Regions from separate parts of the Homo sapiens genome. Here region 1 is linked to region 2. Evidence: read pairs that join two places in POLR2A ChIA-PET (ENCODE). Cell type or tissue: K562. All regions are shown on one strand. Links, peaks and the distances in the headings refer to the core of each region. The heading gives the core; the rest is flanking DNA. Region 1 holds the start of SPINK4 (serine peptidase inhibitor Kazal type 4). Region 2 overlaps DNAJA1 (DnaJ heat shock protein family (Hsp40) member A1).

Region 1 (7,031 bases), core at 1,819-4,318, 210 kb before region 2:
AAAAAAAAAAAGTGTCAGAGCACTGGGATGGGGGCAGGGATTGACTGACATAGGGGAATTTCTGGGGCTATGGAAATGTTCTGTATTTATTTTTCTTCCCTAAGTCCTTGTCTCAAGAGGTCCTGTATCTTGATGGGGGTTTGGGTTACACGAGTGTATACATTGTCAAGATTCATCGAGTGATAAGATTTGTGCATTTCTTGATATTTAACTGTTAGGGAAAAGAAAAGCATTTAAAAAATATAAAGCCCTTCCGTGGTTCCCTGTCCTGATCACTAAGCCTCCCTATGGACCTGAGCTGCTTAGTCTTATGTTTAGGGTACTGCGTAAGCTGACCCTAAACTTGCTTCTTGGGCTGACTTCCCAGTACACCTCTCCATGCCCCAGCTATTCCTCTCTGCTCACGGGTCCTAGATTGGGCCCTGCTTTGGCTCATGCCATGTCCCCTCCCTGAAATGTCTTCGTCTCCGTTCTCCTCCCGCCGAATCATACCCTCCTTTCAAGGCTTGATGCTGCCCCCCAGTGAAGCTGTCCTTGACGTCCCCAACAGTTTCCTGAGCAGATCTGGATGGAGGCTTCTTTCACACCACCATGTACTGTCCCACTCACTGGGTCACCCCGCCTCCCTATGCACCTGAGCTCCTTGGGGTTCCTTTATGTCTGCCTTTGCGCAGCACTTGGTTCAATGTCCTACACTGTGGGTGTTCAGGAATTGAATACTAAAGTGCATTGGTGTAATCCCAGCACCTTGGGAAGCCGAGGCGGGCAAATCTTGGGGTTGGAAGTTCGAGACCAGCCTGGCCAACATGGTGAAACTCCGTCTCTACTAAAAATACAAAAATTAGTTGGGTGTGGTGGCATGTGCCTGTAATCCCAGCTACTCAGGAGGCTGAGGCAGGATAATTGCTTCAACCTAGGAGGCAGAGGTTGCAGTGAGCCAAGATCGTGCCACTGCACTCCAGCCTGGGCAACAAAGCAAGACTCTGTCTTGAAAAAAAAATTTTTGTTTAAATAAAAAAAAAAATTAAAGTGTATTGGGAGGAGGGGGTGTTCAGAACTCTAAGATGTCAGAGTTTCTTTCTGGGGGATGTGGGGAAAAGCTACATTTACCCCCAGGCTGCCCTTGACCTTGACCCAAAATGCCCCCTCCTCACTCAGCCCAGGCAGTAGTCTGAAATGTGCAAAAAACAAAAACAAAAACAAACAAACAAAAACCAAACTTCTTCAGAGCAGGCTTTTCAGTGTTCCCAACTGCTCAAGGAGTAGGTAGGTGTAGGTGCCAGGCTGGGCGTAAGCAGGCTGCTCCTGAACAGGTCCCCAGACCCGTTTCCCTTTCCCCCTGTGCCCAGGTCTGTTTCCAGCTGGGGAAATGGGTGTGGGACTGGCCATGAGGTCAGTGGCCCTGGATCCTGCCAGGCGTTGCCTTATAACTTATGGCTTTTGTCCAGGCGGGTCCTAACTGGTCTCCCCGCTTCCCTGTTCAGTTTATTCTCAATGTACCAACCAGAGCAACCCTTGAAAGACATAACTCTCTGCTCAAAGCTTTCAGTGCCTCCCATTTTAGTCAGAGGAAAAGCCAAGTTCTTATGTTGGCCAACAAGGTCTTTCCCGGTACAGTTCCAATTTGCCTCTCTCATCTCCTCTCCTATCACTCCGTACAATGTCCCCTCCTGCCACACTGGTCTTACAGTACCTCAGTCACTCCAGGCATGCCCCTGCCTCAGGTCCTTTGCACCTGAGCTGTTCCCTCTGCCTGGAATCTTCTCCCAGATATCCACATGGCTTAGTCCCTCATCTCCTTCAAGCTTTGCTCAAACATCGGACTCTCAGAGATACCTCCCCTGATTTGAAATTGCAACCCCCTTCCAGTGCCCATCACCCTGCCAAGTATTTTTTCCTTAACTTTTATCAGCTTCTAACATACCGTTTAACATACATTGTAACCATCTTGTTTATTGCCTTTCCCCTTTTCCTCTACCCCATTGGATTTATGCTCCATCAGGACCGTGCTTTTTCTGTTTGGGTCACTAATCTGTCTTAAGGGCTCAGAACAGTGCCTGACATGGTAGCTGTGAGATTGCAGGGATGGCCCAGATCCTGAGAGGGCCCTGCCCCAAGTATATGTGTCCAGTCCTGGGAAAGGGCTCTGTCGTGCTCACATGGCTGCCCAAGTCCCAAACCACAGCCTTTCAGAGAGATCGGGAGCTCAGAAGACCTCGGCCAGGTCTCTCTTAGCATCCACCACCCTGCACCCAGCATACTTGTCAGTCTCTCCTGAGAGCTGGGACCTACCTGCTCCCTTCTGTCCCCACAGCCTCCAGCCCAATAGTTGCTCAGTGCAGCTTTGAACTGGAACAATGCCCTCTTTTACAGCTGGAGAAACTGAGGCCCCAAGAGGGTAGGGGACTTTGGTAATTCTGCGCCAGTCAGGATTTGAACCCAAGTTTCTTTTCTCCCAGCCCAGAACTTTCCCCAGCACAGTGGAGGGTGCATATGCAGAATGAAGGTACATGGAAAAAGCTGAGGCCTCACAGGGTGCTCCAGGCCCTGCTTCTGCTCTCACCCCAAGCTCACCTACCAACACAAAGCCACAGAGAATCCAGGTTCTGCCCACTCACCCCTGTCCACAACAAGGAGGGCAGCCAAGGCCAGGGCGATTACCCACTGGCGGACGGCCATGCTGATCCTGGGATAGTGTAGCCTGAGCTGGCTGGGGCCTGCGCCTGAGGAAGGATGGGGGCCTATTTATAGTGCCGCTCTCCTAATCTTATCTTATCTAGGGCCAGATGGAGAGACCAGAGTTAATCTTTGCACGCTGACATCCGGAAAGGGCTTGCTCTAGGTGCAGATGCTGAGCTTTTGATGAGATGGGGCTGTGGCCATGGGGCTGGCAGGTTTCCAGAGTGACAAAAAGTTTGGACAACTTGCAAAGCTGACTCCAATCTGAGGGTTGGAGCAAGGAGAGGAAAGTTGAAGTAGAAAGAGAGAGAGTTCAAGGCAGAGAGAAGGGGAAAGAGATAGAGAAAGAGAGAAAGGAAAAAAGCAACTGGAAGATGGCAGGAGGCAGAGAAGGGGGCTGGAGCCTGGATTCCTTTGCCAGTGCCTCCAGCAACCAACTCTGGGACCTCGGTAGAGCCACTTTTCTTAACTGGGCCTCAGATCACCCATGCACGAAGTGGAGATGAGACTTTTGGCTCTGCCTTTCTCCCAGGCTGCTGTGAGGATGGCGGCGGTGATAGCAGACGGGAAAACATTTTGCAGAATATGAAATGAGCTGTAAACGTAAGCAGAAATGATCATTTTTACTTACTTTTATTTCACTTATTTTTTTGTACCGCAAAGTGGGCACAACTAACAGGCAAAACAAAGGCAAAATAAAACATTAAAAGGAAGATGCCTTCTTGCTTTGCAGGTATTATGTGTTCATTTGCTTTTTTTTTTTTTGAGACAGAGTCTCACACTGTTGCCCGGGCTGGTGTGCCTGGCGCGATCTCGGCTGGCTGCAACCCCTGCCTCCTGGGTTCAAGCGATTCTCCTGCCTCAGCCTCCTGAGTAGCTAGGATTACAGGCACCTGCCACCTGCCCAGCTAACTTTTTGTATTTTTAGTAGAGACGGGGTTTCACTATGTTGGCCAGGCTGATCTCGAACTCCTGACCTCGTGATCTGCCTGCCTCGGCCTCCCAAAGTGCTGGGATTATAGGCATGAGTCACTGCACGCGGCCTCATCTGTATCTTCATAGGTTAAATAAAGACAAGATTCTTTTAAAGAAAAATCAGTTTCTAAAACTCCCCCATACTTACATAGTATACATTAATAAGTCATTTGGATATTTGCTCTCAAAGAATTTCTGATATATAAAATACATTTTATTTACATACACGTTTCTCTAATTCATTTAGATCAGTGTTTTTCAGCTCTGTCTGCAGATTGGATTTCCCTGGGGGAGAATTTACAAATACAGATGCTGAGCTTCGCTCTGAAATATTTAAATCAGAATCTGTGTTTTTTTTTTTTAAAGAAAAACTTTATTTCGAAAGATTTCAAGCCTGCAGATAAGTTGCAAGAATATTCCAATGACAAGGCGAAGGATTCTTGTTTGAGGACAGCCCCAGCCAGGTGCGGTGGCTCATGCCTGTAATCCTAACACTTGGGAGGCTGAGGCAGGAGGATTGCTTGAGCCCAGAAATTAGAGACCAGCCTGGGCAATATAGCAAGACCCCAACTCTAAAAAAAAATTTTTTTTTTAATTAAAAAAAGAACAGTCCCTTTGGGGACACCAGCCATCCAGTCACCTCTACAGACCCATAGAAGCCCCAGACCTGTGGCCAAGACTAGCTTGAGGCCCCCAGTGATCCTTGACTCAGCTTCAAGATCCTTCCGTTCCTCCTTAGGAAACTGCACAGTCCCAGGGATGCCTCTGAGGCAGGTGGCAGCTATCTTTCCATTGCTTAGGCAGGTAGAGAAAATATTTAATGATGACTTCCTGTCCTAAAGCAAAAACGCCATCTTATAAAAGGGGAATTGGACTTTAAAGGTCATCTTGGGGCCAGGCACCATGGCTCACACCTGTAATCCCAGCACTTTGGGAGGAGGCTGAGGCGGGTGCATTCACTTGAGGTCAGGAGTTCGAGACCAGCCCTGGTCAACATGGTGACACCCATCTCTACCAAAAATACAAAAAATTAGCCAGGCGTGGTGGCGCATACCTGTAATCCCAGCTACTCAGGAGGCTGAGGCAGGAGAATTGCTTGAACCTGGGAGGTGGAGGGTGCAGTGAGCCAAGGTTGTGCCACTGCATTCCAGCCTGGTGACAGAGCGAGAAACTGCCTAAATAAATAAATAAATAAATAAATAAATAAAAATAGGCTTGGTGTGGTGGCTCACGCCTGTAATCCTAGCACTTTGGGAGGCCAAGCTGCATGGATCACCTGAGGTCAGGAGTTCGAGACCAGGCTGGCTGACATGGTGAAACCCCATCTCTACTAAAAATACACACACACACACACACACACACACACACACACACAAATTAGCTGGGTGTGGTGGCGTGTGCCTGTAATCTCAGTTACTTGGGAGGCTGAGGGAGGAGAATTACTTGAACTAGGGAGGCGGAGGTTGAAGTGAGCCGAGATTGCGCCACTGCACTCCAGCCTGGGTGATGGAGCCAGACGGTCTCAAAATAAATAAATAGATACATAAATAAATAAAATAATAAAATAAAAAATAATGGTCATCTGGGTTTCATCTCCCTTCTTCCACTAGGGCTTTCCTACAGCAGCCCCACTGGGAGGTCATTCATGGTGATGGGGAGCTCACTACCTACCAGTTTCGTTGTTGGATGGCTTCGAACAAAGACAGTCCTTCCTCACACAAGAGGTCTGCCTCCCTGAGAGTCCTTGGGGCTTATAGCTTTGTCTCTGGCCTCCTGTACTTGCATGAACCTCCTGTACTTGCACAAGCACCTTTAGGCTGAGCAGGTCTGCCATCTGCCTGCCTCCTACCCTTGCACATGTGAAGCTCCTGGGCCTCTCTCCATTTCTCATCTGATCACTGACAGGTCTGTCTGTCAGTGTCCCAGGTTACAGTGAGGAAGGGACAGAGGGGAGCAAAGGGATTTGATCCCTTCCTTGTTTTGGACCTTAGATTTCTATCCACGTGGCAGAAATGGCTACTGAACATTCTAGTTGCTGCAAGGAGCCAGGACGCTTGAATTTTGCATCCTTCAAAGTACAGAGTAAAGTCAAGGGCAGCCTGTGGAGTACTGAGCTCACTTACCATCCCAGCCCACCCCAAGGTCTCCTCTTCAGACAAATACCTTCTAGATTCACTCATAGTAACAAACTTCGTAATCTGTCATCCCATCAAAGTGTGAACCTAGCTCCTATATCCGACTGCTATTGAACAGCCCATTAAGGATGTCAGTGCATCCAAGAAAACCTCACCATTAATTCACCATTCATGTATTCAGTAAAAGTTTAACAAGCGGCTAAGTGCCATGCTCCATGCTGAGTGCTTGGATATGGCAGAGAGTGAGTCAGATACAGTTCCTGTCCTCCAGGAGCTTTGGTTAAGTAGAGGCACAGTACTGAACGGGCAGCAGCATTGTATCATCACTGCTGGAGTGAGTCCCATGAACCACACATGCTCTGTTCTGTGAGAGGATCCAAGAGTGACCTATCCATCTGAGATCAGAGACGCCAAGGGCTGAGTGGGCAGGGCAGGCTGTAGCCAAGTGGAACAGTGCTGCAGGTAGAGGAAACAGAATGTGTGAGAGCCCTGAGGCAAGAAGAAGCTTCTCACATCTGAAGAACAGAGAAGCCATGTGGGCAAAGTGGGGCCAGGGAGCCGGGGAGGGCCATGACAGGAGTCTGGAATGGTCAGTGGGGGCTAAATAAGCCTTGATCTCTGCTCCCCTGACCCACATCCCAGCAACCTCCGGCAGTGGAATCCCAGGCACTGACCCCTCAGCCTTGTTTGCCTTCCCATGGAGGGTCTAGGTTCTGCTTCCTACATAGCTCTTGAATCCATCCCTGCCCCTCCACACCCCCCACTCTACCCTAGTCCTGGCCACTGTTGTCTCCAACCTGGCCACCTCAATGGTGTCCTGTCTCATATCCCTGGCTCTCCACCTGCCACTCCAAATCACTCTGCACGCAGCGTCCCGGACAAGCGTCCTAAAGAGCAAAGCTGACCAGGTCATCTTGCCCAAAACACTGTAATGGCGTCCACTGCCAACAGGAAGAAGCCCAAACTCCTTAGCCTGGTGACCACACCCCTTCAACATCTGATCCCAACCCATCTTTCCAGCTTCACCTTCACCTTGCCCCACCCTGGACCTGCACTTCTTCAGTTCAACTGAACCCCTTGCACAATTTATTCTGTCTGCTGGCAATGCTGGGTCTCCCTTCTCTATCCCCCTACTCCCATCCTGTGAAACCTAGCTTAAACATTCCCTCTTCTGAAACCTTCCTAACTGCCTTTCACCAACAAGGTCATGACTGTTGTCACCCACCCTGAATGCCCCACTCG
Region 2 (7,031 bases), core at 4,369-6,868:
AAAAACAAAAAACAAAACCAACAACCCAAATATGTGATATCAATTTGAGTGGTTGATAAAAGTCTTTACCGAGTAAAAACAGCATGGTCCTTCTGATCTAACACAATGATAATATCGCCTGGCTCCAGTCCTGGTTCTTGGTCTCCTTCACCATGGAATGTTATCTTCTGGCCATCTTTCATGCCTAAAAACAAAACATTAATTTTGTACTTTTATTAAATATCCAACTAAGGTCAGAATCATAAAATCTATACATAGATGTTTGTTTATGCATAAAAATCACAGAAATGACTAAGAAAGCCCACTTAAGTAGTTCAGTCCAATTTGCTCCTGAAGAAAGGTATCATAGTGGAGAACACAAACTCCAGAGGCAAAGAGACTAGCCTTCAAATCTCAGAGCTGCTATTCACTGGCTGGATTACCCTGGGGAAGTAAGCTGCATATCCTTTCCAAGTTTCAACTTTCCCACAGACACCTACACCTCATTAGCAATATTTAGAGTATTAACTCAACAGGTATATGCTGGTACTAAACCATGACTGGCTAACACTGGTTATAACCAAAAAATGTTAATTAAGTATTTCAGTTTCATTACTTATAACACATCAAATTACTTCTATTAAAAGTCTAACAGCAATGTAAATCAAGACCCTTCTATTGTAGTATTTATATATAAAACTAAAAAAATTTTAAATCTATAATCTTCTCTTGAGATAGGATCTTGCTCTGTTGCCTAGGCTGGAGTGCAGTGGCACAAACATGGCTCACTGCAGCCTCCATCTCCTGGGCTCAAGTGATCCTCCCACCTCAGCCTCCCGAGTAGCCAGGACCACAGACCAGCTAATTTTTGAATTTTTTTTTTTTTAATAGAGATGGGGGTTCTCATGTCGCTCAGGCTGGTCTTGAACTACTGGGCTCAAGGGATCCTGCCTCGGCATCCTATAGTGTTCGGATTACAGACCTGAGCCCCTGTGCCTGAAAATCCGTATTTTAAAGAACTATTCAGTATAGTCCCCTTAAAAAAAGGGTAATTATACTTTGAGAGGCCGAGTCAGGAGGATACCCTGAGGATAGCACCCTGGAGCACAGGAGTTCCAGACCTTGTCTCATTTAAATTAAACAAGCAAACAAAACAATCAGTGCTAGACACTCCCTTAGCCCATGTGGTCCGTAAAATACAAGGGGAGGAGTATTTTCTAACAGGGCAAAAAAACACGCCTTTTTTTTTTTTTTTAAACTGAGACTTCGTGCCCCTCACCTCTGACCCACATATTTTAGTTCAGTAAGGGTTTGGGCAACGTCTCTTAGAACATAACTCATGTAAGAAAACCTGTGTTTGTAGAGTATTACACCAAAGCAGTTATCTCCTGATTATTTCCCAAGATCACTCTGGTTACCTAACAGAGCAATCATGTTTCACCTTTACGTATGGAAAATATTAATCCTGTATAAACAGAGCCAACAGTACAATGAATTCCTACATATCCATCCAATTTGGCTTCAGCAGTTACTAACTCATGACTAATATTTCATGTATTACACCCCTACGCATGCCCCCCACATATACTTTCAAGCAAACTCCAACTATATCCATTAACCCACAAATACTTCAGTACGTACCTCTTAAATAAGGACTTAAAGCGCTATCAGTATCATACACTGACAAAATTAAACAATCTGTCTTTAATCGTGTATTGAGGCAAAATAACTTGTTATGCTAGGGAAGCAATTAAACTCAGCTAGGTTTTCCTGAATACAGAGTAAGAGTAGGCACAGCACAAATGCCTTCACTTGCTATATAGTTAGGGCATTAATTTCAAGTTCTCACTTACAGTCCATTGTTGATAGGTTCTTGGAAATTGCTTTAAATGAAATGACACATAACAAGACCAATTTTTTTCCCCTCAGCTGTGTTACAGTGACATGACATTATTTGAGGACCTGCATGACATTATTTGAGGTCATTCTGCTAGAAGTCCCAGTTTCCAAGAACCTATCAACAACGTTAAGACTTACTCTGTATGCTATTGGTATCAAGAACACCTCAAAGTATAAACCTTAGGCATGGGCCCACTAAGGGGTAAACACAGATTTATTAAGTTCAACAACTGGCCAAGGAAACTTATTTTTACCTTTCAATGTACTACATTCTTGGGTGGAACCCTGGGGGTCAGAGAGGCCAGTATCATGAGTCACATGATAGAATCCTATTGCAGCCACTTATGTTAATGTAGATTTGTATATTAATATGGAAATATGTTCAAATATTAACAGTTCCAGATTGGTATCATACCACAGTACAGTATAATAGTAGACCCATTTATAAACAGCAAAATCTGAAAAGAGATTACCATAATGTTGACTTAAGTTTCCTTCTGGGGTTATATACATTTCTTAAAATTTCTGCAGTGTATTGCTGTAATACATTTTAAAATGTTTTTGCAAGTTGACAAGAGTAAAATTTAAAAATTGACAAATCAATCAAATCCCGAGAATACAAAAAAAAGGTTATATAGTTATTTCTAAATCTGGAGCCCAATGGGTTAGGGAAGTGTCAAGTCTAAAAAAATGAAAGGTAGTCTATCAAATCAATTAACGGAGCATTTAAATATAATAGATGGGCAAGTAAGCCAATTAAGTGGGCCAATACGCTTATTTAAACTAGCCCAGGCCAGGTATGGTGGCACACACCTGTAATCCCAGCATTTTAGGAGGCCAAGGCAGGCAGATCATTTGAGGTCAAGAGTTTGAGACCAGCCTAACATGGTGAAACCCCATCTCTACTAAAAATACAAAAAAAATTAGCCAGGTGTGGTGGTGCACACCTGTAGTCCCAGCTACCTGGGAAGCTGGGGCAGGAGAATCGCTTGAACCCAGGAGGCAGAGGTTAGAGTGAGCCAAGATCGCATCACTGCACTCAAGCCTGGGCAACAGAGCAAGACTCTACCTCAGAAAAAAACAAACAAACAAAAACATGCCCATTGGTTTAAAAAATAAACATGAGGCGGGGTGCGGTAGCTCATGCCTGTAATCCCAGCACTTTGGGAGGCCGAGGCAGGTCATCACCTGAGGTCAAGTGTTCGAGATCAGCCTGGCCAACATGGTGAAACCCCGTCTCTACTAAAAATACAAAACATTAGCCGGGCATGGTGCTGGGTGCCTGTAATCCCAGGTACTTGGGAGGCTGAGGCAGAAGAACTGCTTGAACCCGGGAGGCAGAGGTTGCAATGAGCTGAGATCGTGCCATTGCACACTCCAGCCTGGGAAACAAGAGCGAAACTCCGTCTCCAAAAAAACCATGAATTTTTATGAGACCCAATTCTTCACCTAACTCCCCTTTCAAATCCTTAAAAGTATGCCTATCCCTTGATCTAGTAACTCCTAATTAAGAATGTGTACAATTCTAATGTTTTAAAAGATGGAAGAACTATGGTTTAACAGGAGAGAATTAAGTTTGGAACACTATTCAATCATTTACAGGACCACAGATTTCAAAAGATGATCCTGTTATATTAAATGAGGAGATTCCTAATATATTCTGTATTAGTAATATACCAATGTGCAAAATTATGTCTGGATAAAAGAACATTATTTACTAAGCTGCTAAGAGTTATTTCTGATTGATAGGATCATATATAACCTAATTAAGAATGATTTTTAAACAATTATAAAATGTTAATAATAAATCTGCCACAGCATTCAAGACTTCAGAATAAGTAACTCAGAACTCACCTTTGTCAATATGAACTTCTAAAATTTTCTTCTCTCGAACTATCTTCCTTCCGTTGCAGCTTTTACATCTATCTTTAGGACTGATCCGCTCCCCATGGCCCTGGCACTCCATGCACACAGACTGAATTTGCTGAACCATTCCAGGTCCTATCTGATGAATTCTTATTTGCATTCCAGTACCTCGGCAATTGGGACAGCACTCTACTGCTCCTTTCTTACCTCCTCTACCTAAATTTAAAAAGAAAATTAAATAATGTATGAATTAGTAGTGTATACAGTAGTAAATGTTTTAAGAAGACAATTCCTAAATGCTATACTTTTAATATTTTCGAAGCCTGATGGAATGCTACCCTCTGAATGTACAACTGATGAGATCATTCCAATGAGTTTCATTCTTATTAGAACACACTTTCCAATAAATTTTACTTATTACAAAAAAGATACCAAACTAGCTTGATCCCAACTGTATTTAAAATATACACAGAAAAAAGTGCTGATATTTCTTTAGGTGGGAGGTTTTCAGTTGGTTTTCTTCATATCTGCCCTCTCCTCCCCCAAAATCTAGGTAGTGTACATGAATCAATTTTACATATCTATCTAGAAGTCTTAGCTCCATTTTCAGGTGTCATATTAAAGGTGCTTAAAAACAAAACAAAACAAAACAAAAAAACACCGTACCTTCACATTTGTCACAAATCACATTCTTTTGCAGAGCCAGTTTTCTTGTTGCACCATTATATAAGTCTTCTAGGGTTACTGAGAGCTGATGTACAACATTTTTACCTAAAACAAAATATTTCTCATTGCAAATCTGTTTAAGATGCTGGATCTTATTTGTGCTAAAGGCACTATAAAGAATGTGGCAAAGAATAATAAAAGATGAGCCTCACAGGGTACATCTGTTGACTACCTACTATATACACAGAATGTTCACGTTATCACAGATGATCCTCAAACTGTGATGTAATCACAGATGAGGGAAAATCAGGTCAGAGATTAAATATTTGCTTAAGGGCACAGACGTGGCCATCTTGGAAATATGGTAAGCAAAAGCATTACCTTCAAAGTCACTTGAGAAAAACCAATGTTATTTAAAAGGGCACATTTCACAATAATCCAAACATTCATTTCTGTCACAATATATTTTTTGAAGCTTTCACTTCGTACCGTATTGAGCAACATGGCCAATTACTTCATCCAAAAATTCTGTAGCACAGTAAATTCTCATTAATCAAGATTGGCCAGGGAAGCTGATGTATTTATTGAGTCACCACAGAAGAGTATCAATTTCTACTTCTTCCTGATTTAGTAGAAAACAGCCCATTTACTGCTGGGCCAGCACTGGTTGTTTTGAAGGCCAAATTTCTCATACCTTTTATAATAGCATTGCCCAACAGAACTTTCTGCAGTGATAAATGTTTTATATCTGTTCTGTCCAACGTAGCAGCCACCAATCACATGTGCTTATTGAGCATGTAAATGTGGCCATTTAGACTAAGAAACCGTATTTTTGTTTTTGTCTTAAATTAATGGAGCCACACATGGCCAGTGGCTACTAAGGAGTGCCTTACTTCACTTAAATCAGAATAGGAAATGGAAGGTCAAGATCTCATAAGGACACTGAGGTTAGAAGTATGAAGTCACCTGCTAGTAAGTTAGTAAGTTCCTAACTAGTGGTCCTTCCACAAGGACTTATTCACAACAATATTATTGCCTTTCCACCAACTGAAAAAAGTTCTCAAACTCGTTTCTGTACAATATGCCTAATGAACATTTTAACTTTCTAATCAAGCATGAAATACCATTAATTATGTCCTTCTGCTTATAGTTCCACCTTTAGTTTTGGCACGCTAAAATCTAGCTGCCCTTATTTTGAACAGTGTTGAGTATAAGGAAGGAAAAATAAAGCTTCTAGAGCTTGATGAAGCGCATTTCCCCAGAAATAACCTCTCAATATGATCATAAGCCACATAAAAGAGCTTGCCAATGTTAACCTGCAGGTTCTTTGTAAGGTAAGTGAAAAACCACCACTACTTTTTTGTGGACAAATTCTAACAATTTACTAAGCAAGTCATTTGGATTGTGGACTTTCTTTTTAAGGAGTTTAAGTATCTTAATAAAAACATAATCCTTTCCTTGAAGATCTTTAAAGAAAAACTGAATAAACAATTTCCCAAATCTTTCTGAACCTTAAGAAGCTCAAAGTGAAATTTAATGGCTTGGCCATTCATTCTAAAACTGGTTCTGCTCATCAGCCCTTATTTGTATACACTATACTGGAAATAAAGTGAGACTGATTTCTCTTGAACATTTTACTCCTATAAGCAGTATTTCTAGAGCCCATAGGCCACTTTCCTGATAAACATATTAAATACATAATTTTGACACAATAAAGCTGAAACAAGAATAGATAGATGGCAGGCAACGAACCAGTTTTCAGCCCTGGCTCTGTTGGCTTGCTATATGAGCTTGAAGAAGTTTTAGGTTTCTGAACTTTAACTTACTCCCATTTGAAAAAGGCCACTGTACCTACCATCAAATTCCTTTGGGGAGTGAGGGAACACCAAATAAGATCTGTAAAAAGGGCTTGGAAAATTATATTGCTATATACTTTGTCTTTTTTTTTTTTTTTTTTTTTTTTTGAGACAAGAGTCTCGCTGTGTTGCTCAGGCTGGAGTGTAATTGGGCGATCTCAGCTCACTGCAACCTCCACCTCCCGGGTTCAAGCGACTCTCCTGCTTCAGCCCTCCTGAGTAACTGGGATTACAGGCACGCACCACCATGCCTGGCTAATTTTTGGATTTTTTTGGGTTTTTTGTGACAGAGATTCACTCTTGTTGCCCAGGCTGGAGTGCAGTGGCGTGACCTCCGTTCGCTGCAACCTCTGCCTCCAGGGTTCAAGCGATTCTCCTGCCTCAGCCTCCAGAGGAGCTGGGATTGCAGATGCCCACCACCACGCCCAGCTAATTCTGTAGTTTTGTAGAGATGGGGTTTCACCATCTTGGCCAGGCTGGTCTCGAACCCTGACCTCAGTGATCCACCCACCTCGGCCTCCCAAAGTGCTGGGATTACAGAATGAGCCACAGCACGCGGCCTGTTCTCATAATTTGTTTGATAATATCTAAGATTTTTGGAAGCAGTCATTTGCTACCACTCTGTTGGCTATTTTTTAGGCCCCTTAAATCTCATTTTAAAAAAAGCGACACCACTGGCTGGGCATGGTGGCTCACACCTGTAATCCCAGCACTCTGGGAGGCCAAGGCAGGTGGATCACCACCTGAGGTTTGCAGTTCAAGACC

The links. ChIA-PET counts read pairs that join two places held together with the same protein. Peaks named below come from ENCODE experiments on the same cell type or tissue, not always from the same donor. Only the 100,000 strongest peaks of a DNase experiment are listed, where the experiment ranks them.
Region 1: POLR2A ChIA-PET joins it to region 2 with 7 read pairs; 11 of 35 experiments call an interaction of 5 or more read pairs at or near these places.

Annotation. Positions count from the first base shown.
Region 1 is chr9:33,235,857-33,242,887 of GRCh38, reverse strand. SPINK4 (serine peptidase inhibitor Kazal type 4) reads right to left here and starts at 2,721. Exons shown (of 4, transcript NM_014471.3): 1 at 2,619-2,721. The coding sequence starts at 2,679. In K562, for the core only: no CTCF peak of the experiment used is centred there; a DNase peak (open chromatin) is centred at 2,787.
Region 2 is chr9:33,027,369-33,034,399 of GRCh38, reverse strand. DNAJA1 (DnaJ heat shock protein family (Hsp40) member A1) reads right to left here. Exons shown (of 9, transcript NM_001539.4): 4 at 4,411-4,515; 5 at 3,733-3,960; 6 at 70-184. Among named protein-coding and RNA genes, the nearest start is that of DNAJA1, 5.6 kb to the right of the region's middle. In K562, for the core only: no CTCF peak of the experiment used is centred there; no DNase peak of the experiment used is centred there.